Linked DNA regions of Homo sapiens: region 1 is linked to region 2. A link is a contact called in ENCODE Hi-C or POLR2A ChIA-PET data. All regions are on one chromosome and are shown on one strand. The core of a region is the stretch at or near the end of the contact, and the rest is flanking DNA. Distances in the headings are between cores, read along the strand shown.

Region 1 (3,769 bases), core at 1,189-3,688, 1.2 Mb after region 2:
TCTAAAATGGGAACTTGCATAAAATCACATGTAAGGCTTCCATTCTTACACTCAGTGCTGGAATTAGGACAGCCCTTCGTTCTGTGGGGTTGATTCTAAGATTTGACCCTTGCTTCAGTCCTGCGGTGGGGAGATTGTGGGTAGTCTTGGTCCAAATCGACTGCGAGGGAAGCCTTGGCTTTAAAACGAGGGGTGATTGCCCGCTCTAAGGTCGACACCACGCTTGCTTAATAGTTGACTGCGCCTTAGTTTTCCGTCAGTCAAGTAGGAAGAACACCCCATTTACTGCCGCTCCCCGGCTCTGTCCCGCCTGGAAGCCTCCCGCCCGCAGAGAATCAGCAGAGGGTCTCGTAGCACTGCCTCCCTCCAGCAGCTTGCGCCCCGACCCCCTGGTCAGAGTTGGAATGTGGGCTCTGTAGGGGGCCGAGCGAACAGCTCTACCTGGGGGCTGTCGCTGCCCCCCTTAGTCCGAGGGCCTTGCTGTAGAGGCCTCCGCTGCCAATGCAGGGGAACCGGTTCTCTCGGTTTCTCTTTCCTTCCCCAGCTGCATCACCGCAGACGTGAGCCCGAGCCCGGCCCGCCCAGCCCGGCCCGCACCGCCCCCTGCTCTCCAGCTCTCACGCCGCCCCCCGAGAAAGGCCCTGCCCCTGTGGCCTGTCCACCTGCCCTGTGACCCCTACAGTGTCCCCACGAGTGGCTCCTGGAGAATGCACTCTGAGACAGTGACTATAAGTGCGGAGTCCCAGAGCAGGGCCACCCAAAGCTCTCCGGAGTGGTGGTCATAAGCCCCGCTCCCGCCCGGGCTTCGGGGTGTCAGGGATGGGGGAGAGCCTAACTAAATCTGTCTGCGCCCCTCCACCAAAGCCATGAGTCGGTTTTCTCCGGAAGTGCATGGCCCCTCCAAACTCCCACACTGACCACACCTCTTCCTGCCCCCTAAGGTGGCCCGGACCCGGGGCCAGGAGACCGCCGCTTGCCGAGGCAGAGGAGCAGGTTCCAACGGGGGCCCCAGCAGGGCTCCTCCGCCACTTTGTCAAGCGTTCCTCGACGAGGAAAGGGTGTAAACTGAGTCACTAAGCACGCTGGGCCCCGGAGGCGGGGTCATCGAGCTGCCCGGTGCTGAACCAACAAACCCCAAGCAGGACACTCCCCCGGCGCCCCCTCCCCTTGGACCCCGCAGCGCACTCACGTCGGCTGGGCGGGCCTCAGGGAGCCCATGGGCTGGGTGGGCGGAGCCGGCGGTGGCTGCAGGTTAGGCCCCTACCATCGCCCTGGGCGGGGTTTCCAGGGGCGAGGCCGGAGAGGCTGCGCGGAACAGGAGCTGGCAAGCAGAGCGAAGAGGGACAGGGACGCTCAGGAGTGCTGTCACCGATACCCAAAGCAGCCGTGTCTGGGTGGGGCGAGGAGGAGCCTGAATGCCTCTGCTGGGGACCTTGGGGGGCATTGGGACGAGGCCCAGAGCAGAAGGCCGGCACCTGGAGCCGGGACTGCTGCGTCTGAAGGGGCACTGGCAGGTCGCGAGCGGAGCCCAAGGAGGATGGGACCGCCCCCGCTCCGCCTTCCCCCTCTATTCCCCGCCCCCCCACCCCCCACCCCCCGGGATTTGCTGTCCGGGAGTGCCTGCGTCCCTCCTGTGCGCGGCTCTGGGAATGCCGGGCTGGGGCTGGTTGTCTCGTGCGGGCGTTCCTGTTCCCGGGGAGGTCATTTGCACCCTGAATCACCCACTGCGAGCCCTTCCAACCGGATTGCAAATCCGCCCGCTCCGGGCCCACCTCTTCCCTCACCAGGGCCTTTCCCGGAGCAGCCCGGCCGGGCCTGGAAAAACTCCGAGCGGGATTCCCAGCGCAGGGACGCCCACCGGAGCTCGATGTCTCGGGCTGGATAAGAAGGGGACCGGACCTCGGTTCCTTCCCCGACCCTGGGGAAACGCAGAGAAGGGGAGGGATTGGGGAAGCCGGGAGGATCCCTGGAGCGCGACAGCGCACCAGTCGCCAGGAGGTCCCCTGCGTCCACTGCCCAGGCGACTCAAGCTACAGGGGCGTCAACGCCTGGGTCGGCGCTGGGGGCCTGGGCCTGCTTCCCTCCAGCCCCCAGATGGAGGGCAGCCCTTCGCCTACCTTCTCCTCCCCGTGGGATGCGGCCCGCGCAGCTCCCGCCCCAGCGCGGAGACAAGGGGAGCAGGCGCGCGGAGCTCCCGGGTGCGGACCCGCCACCTGCCGCACCCTTCCCTTCCCAACCCTGCCCTTTCCCCACCCCCACCCCACTTCCCACCCCCAACCCCCGCTCGGCGCCCCACTCCCGACCCTGCCTGCCCGGGCACCTCGGGGCGTCCGCTCGCCGGCTTCGCCTCCACTTGCCCCGGCAGGCGCGCGTGGGCTCGGCGTCCCGCGCTCCCTCCTCGACTGTGCGGCTCCCGCGCTGCCGGGTTTCCTGTTCAACAATATAACCAGGGAGGCACCGGCGGAGAGCGCCGGGCAGAACTTCCTCCCGGACTGGGGCTGGGCTGCGGTTGCGAGAGACAATCCCCGGTGTCCTGGCTTCCTGTCCCCTCTGGGCCGGGCCAGCGCCTGAGGAGCGAAGACGCCACCCCCTCCCCTGCCTTTCCCGGGATCCTGGGCCGCACCTGGCTGTCTCCAGGGAGAAAGAGGCTGCGGGGCTGAGATGGTGGGACTGGGGAGGGCGGGAGCCTCCCCCGCAGGTTCGCCTGGCCAGATTGCCCTCCCACCATCCCCCACCCCCTCTTGATCCTTGTGGGGAAGGAGGGCCACCCTCCAATCCGTCCACAGGGTAAGCTCAGAACAACCTCCAGGAGTCCAGCCCCAGGGCCCTCCGCCTTGGGGGTCTTCTGTTGGAGAATTTTCTGCCTCTCTGGACAAGCAGCCTCGCCCTGATCTGAGCCTGCACTCACTCCAGACATTACAAGCCACAGCCCCAGCACACCCCCTGCCCTCAGGGGCCCCAAGGAACAGTTGTGCCTGTGGACCTGGCTGTGTGTGCCAAGAGCTGGCTGATTCAGGCCAGTGTTCTGGGAGGAAGAAGGGCCCGCATCCCAGGCCATGGCCTCTCTTGACACCACCTCCTGGGGACCCAGGGTTGGGTGGGAAGCTGAATCTGGCCACCCAGATTCAGAGGAACTCCCTTACCTCTATATCTTTGTAAGATATAGTAAGTAAGGAACTCCCTTACCTCTATATCTTTGTAAGATATAGTAAGTAAGGAACTCCCTTACCTCTATATCTTTGCCTCTGCTAGGCATTGCCCACCTGTGAGTCCACACTTCCTCTGAGAATCTGTGTGTCTGAGCCTTGGTGGCACCTTGGGACCCTCCAGGGTGGGCACACAGCAGAACTCAGCACTGGTCTTTGGTGCCCGACATGCTTAGAAAATAGTGGCTGGTGCCGGGCACGGTGGCTCACGCCTATAATCCCAGCACTTTGGGAGGCCGAGGCGGGCGGATCATGAGGTCAGGAGATTGAGAAACCCTGGCTAACACGGTGAAACCCCGGCTAACACGGTGAAACCCCGTCTCTACTAAAAATATAAAACATTAGCCGGGCGTGGTGGCGGGAGCCTGTAGTCCCAGCTACTCCGGAGGCTGAGGCAGGAGAATGGTGTGAACCTGGGAGGCGGAGACTGCCGTGAGCCATGATCGTGCCACTGCACTTCAGCCTGGGCGACAGAGCAAGACTCCGTCTCAAAAAACAACAACCAAAAAAGAAAAAAAGAAAATCGTGGCTGGAGGAATCTTCTCTCCCTCCCTACCTTTTAG
Region 2 (3,851 bases), core at 408-2,907:
CTAATGTATGGTGACAGACGTCAGAATAGTGATTACTCTTTGGAGGTTAATGGCTAGAAGAAGACATGAAGGGGGAGATTCTGGGGTAATTCTTTCTTTTTTTTTTTTTTCCTGAGACAGAGTCTCGCTCTGTCACCCCAGCTGGCGTGCAGTGGCTCCATCTCAGCTCACTGCAACCTCCGCCTCCCAGGTTCAAGCCATTCTCCTGCCTCAGCCTTCTGAGTAGCCAGGATTACAGGCGTGCGCCACCACGCCCGGCTAATTTTTGTATTTTTAGTAGAGACGGGATTTCACCATGTTACCCAGGCTGGTCTTGAACTCCTGACCTTGTGATCCGCCTGCCTTAGCCTCCTAACGTGTTGGGATTACAGGCGTGAGCCACCGCGCCAGTCCTAATTATCTATTTCTTGATCTAAGTGCTACTTCTGCCAGTGTTCAGTTGGTAGAAGCCACCGAGCTTTTTGCTTATGTTTGCCCCTGTCTGGATTATTTATCCTTTAATCAGTAGTTCTCCAAAACCCCAAACTCCAGCGCTTTTTTTTTTTTTTTTGGAGACAAGGCCTCCCTGTCGGGTGCAATGCAGTGGCTCAGATCATAGCTCACTGCAGCCTCGAACTCCTGAGCTCAAGCGATCCTCCCACCTCTGCCTCCCAAAGCGGTGGGATTACAAGAGTAAGCCACTCCCCCCGGCCACAGTAAGTTTTTAGAAAAAATTTTAATTGCGGCCGAGCGCGGTAGCTCACGCCTGTAATGCCAGCACTTTGGGAGGCCGAGACGGGGGCGGATCACCTGAGGTCGGGAGTTCGAGACCAGCCTGACCAACATGGAGAAACCCTGTCTCTACTAAAATACAAAATTAGCGGGGCGTGGTGGCGCATGCCTGTAATCCCAGCTACTCGGCAGGCTGAGGCAAAAGAATCGCTTGAACCCGGGGGGGCGGAGGTTGCAGTGAGCCGAGATCGCGCCATTGCACTCCAGCCTGGGCAACAAGAGCGGAACTCCCGTCTCAAAAAAGAAAAAATTTTAACTGCAAAAATCTGGATAAGTTCTTGAAAGCTGGACTTTTCCCCCTTTTTGTGTCCTAAGCCTGCGCCGAATCTGTGCCTTCTTTGAAATGCTTTCCCGCCTTCTTTCTCCGGGTCCCACACTACCTGGGGCCGCACTCTTCAAGCACTGGATGCTGACTAACTGGTCTCCTTATCTGTCTTCCCGACTGGCCCAGAGCTGAGTTCTTACTAATCCCCGCTAACCTGGAGTTAGGTGCGCGTTGCAAAGCAGTAACGAATCCAATCAGCCGGGGAGGCAGACAGCAGGGCCGGAAGAACAAAGCTGGAAAGGGAAACGTCGCACCGGCTCTGCCCAGCGGCGCCAGCCCGGGCAACCTTCCGCAGTCGCGAAGCCACGCCCCTTTCCCAAGTACCTCCGCGCTAACTCCTCCCCCCTGGCCCCGCCTCTCACCCTGGATTGCCTAAGGCCCCGCCCACCAGGCGTGGCCCCGCTCTGGGAGGGCCGCAATCCCGCCAACAATGACTCCACCCCTCCTTCCGCTGAGAAACCTGTCCCTTTTATTTAAAGAATACCTTTTACGTCAGCCCGTCTTACGCAGCTTCGCGTCATCAGTGCAAGGCGCGGAGGCGGGACTTCCTGTCCCTGGTATAACAGCTTCCGGGAGAAGCCGGAAGAGACCGGACCCTGAACAGAATCGCAGATTGCCAGCCCTTTTCCCGACCCCTACGGAAAGACGAGTCCAGGGGCCGTCCTGGCGAGGTCAAAACATTTAGTCTGGTCTTTTCAGGTGAGGACTTCCCCATCCAGGCACAGTGCCGGTCCAATCCCCCTTTAATTTCCCATGACTCCTCGCGTCCTGAAGCCCCGCCCCCAGTTCCCCAGCCCCGCCCCGAAGTTTGAGGGGTGTGGACGGTTTGTGACCCCCTTAGCCGACCCTACTCCTCACTGGCCGGGACAACTGGTCTTATCACGGAGGCTGGGGCCAGGCAGCCCTTCGGTTCGGGTGGGCCCATGGACCCCAGTCCAACGCCGAGGGAATAGGACCATCCAAAAGCGGAACCTTCGCCTCAGAAAAAGGGTGCGGGACCCCTCCTCACCGTGCGGTCACGGTACGGACAGGGTAGATCACAGGCTGAGGGACAGAGCAAAGACCCCTGAGGCCGGACACCTGGGGTCCTGCCGGGCCCCTCCCCACGAGAGTTCCCTGTGTCTGTGCCAATCGTTTTCGTCTTTCTTTGCCGCAGTTTCTTTTCCTGTAAATCATGGTTAATAACATTAACCTTCTTACCATCAGGGGTTAGTTGTGGTTGTGATAAATAATTACTACCGTTATTAAGCAATTGCAATTTGCAGTGTGCCAGGCACTGTGCCAAGTATTTTGCTTCGATGATTTCACGTCATCTTCAAAACAACCTCATGAGGTAGGTACTGTTTTTAACCCCATTTTACTGATGAGAAAGCTGAGGCTCTGAGAAAGTTGTCTGAGGTGTTATAGCTAGTAAGACGCAAGACTGGGGTTATAATTAGTTGTTTTTCTAACTCCAGGGCCGGTATATTAAATAAGGATGTTGATGTGTTCCACAGATAATTCTTTGAGCAACTACTGGGGCATTATATTGGACACTTCAGTACCAAGAGAAATACATACGATCCTTGTCTACCAGGAGTCTAATAGAAAGATGGACAGGTACATAAGTATAATGAAGTTTTATAGGTGCTGTGAGAATAGTCTGATAATGGTAATCACCAGACTGGATTTGCCCAGGGACAGCTGTGAAAGCAGCAGATTCTCCAAGGGAAATAGTAGGTACTCCAAGGAGCAAGCAGGGACCCTTCCTGCCTTTCTAAGAAACTGCAGCAGCAGAACCTTCACAGTGAAAGAAGAGAGACTGAGATATGGATTGTGAGAGCTGTTATGGAATCTTTTTCAAATCACTCCACTTGGGGAGTGGTCATTGCAGGAGTGGGCCCATGGTGACCCAGGAAGGTGGTGCTTCTGGTGTCTGTCCCAAGTTGCTCCCCAGGGCTTGCCAGAAGTTTCAGAGGCGGCACATAATGTCTGCTGCATAGTATCTGCCCGCGGTCCCTACAGAGTTATCGTTTTAGATTTGTCTGACTCTGCTTTTGATGGTAGGTCAGTTTTCTTTGGCTCTTGACATCTGGCAGCCTGGATCTGTGACCAGGAATGAAATAGGCTCAAATGAGACAATCTGGCAGGGATGGCTAAACAGTGCTTCCAGGGGGGCCCCACAGTAAAATATTCCAGGCTTTTGGGTCTCTCTGAAGCCACTTTGGAGGCTGCTTAGGAGGCATATTTGCTTGACCAAGCGATAGAAATCCTAGAGAAACTCAGGCCTCAGCAAAGATTTTTCCTCATTCACCAAAAAAGCAACAACAGTAGCAGCAGCAGCAAGGCTGTGGGCTTTTCCTGCTGATCCACACTCATTGGGAAGTTGGAGTTTGAGAGAGGAAGGTCACAGAACGTGAAAGCAAGAGTTTCACAATAGAGGCAAAGGGTAGGGTAGGTCTTTAGGTTTAGGTTGGGGTGCCGGAATTAGGAAGGTTTGTGCCCCCTTCTACACAACACTGAACTCCTTTTTTTTTTTTTTCAGGGCTGGGTCAGTTAGAACCTAAACAAACTAGAGACCTGGTTGCAACCCCTCAGGCTCTGCTGATGCTGTCCCCCTTTGTTCCTGCAGCGTGGACCCTGCCAGCAGCCAGGCCATGGAGCTCTCTGATGTCACCCTCATTGAGGGTGTGGGTAATGAGGTGATGGTGGTGGCAGGTGTGGTGGTGCTGATTCTAGCCTTGGTCCTAGCTTGGCTCTCTACCTACGTAGCAGA

The links. A loop is a pair of places that touch in the nucleus more often than their neighbours do. ChIA-PET counts read pairs that join two places held with the same protein, here RNA polymerase II (POLR2A). Pooled maps may share reads with other maps.
Region 1: a loop to region 2 is called in a pooled map, with 3 times the contacts of the local background. The contact joins the promoter of ARHGAP27 here to the promoter of TMUB2 in region 2. A Hi-C loop is called at or near these places in 1 of 50 pooled maps. POLR2A ChIA-PET finds 5 or more read pairs at or near these places in 2 of 52 experiments (AG04450 and activated B cell).

The regions. Positions count from the first base shown.
Region 1 is chr17:45,430,432-45,434,200 of GRCh38, forward strand. ARHGAP27 (Rho GTPase activating protein 27) reads right to left here and starts at 2,439. Exons shown (of 20, transcript NM_001282290.2): 1 at 2,321-2,439; 2 at 1,785-1,918; 3 at 1,190-1,321. RefSeq lists an enhancer at 1-224.
Region 2 is chr17:44,185,315-44,189,165 of GRCh38, forward strand. TMUB2 (transmembrane and ubiquitin like domain containing 2) reads left to right here and starts at 1,658. Exons shown (of 4, transcript NM_001076674.3): 1 at 1,658-1,795; 2 at 2,362-2,429; 3 at 3,708-3,851. The coding sequence starts at 2,395. It overlaps ASB16-AS1 (ASB16 antisense RNA 1), which reads right to left and starts at 1,403. Exons shown (of 3, transcript NR_049730.1): 1 at 1,251-1,403. RefSeq lists an enhancer at 982-1,516.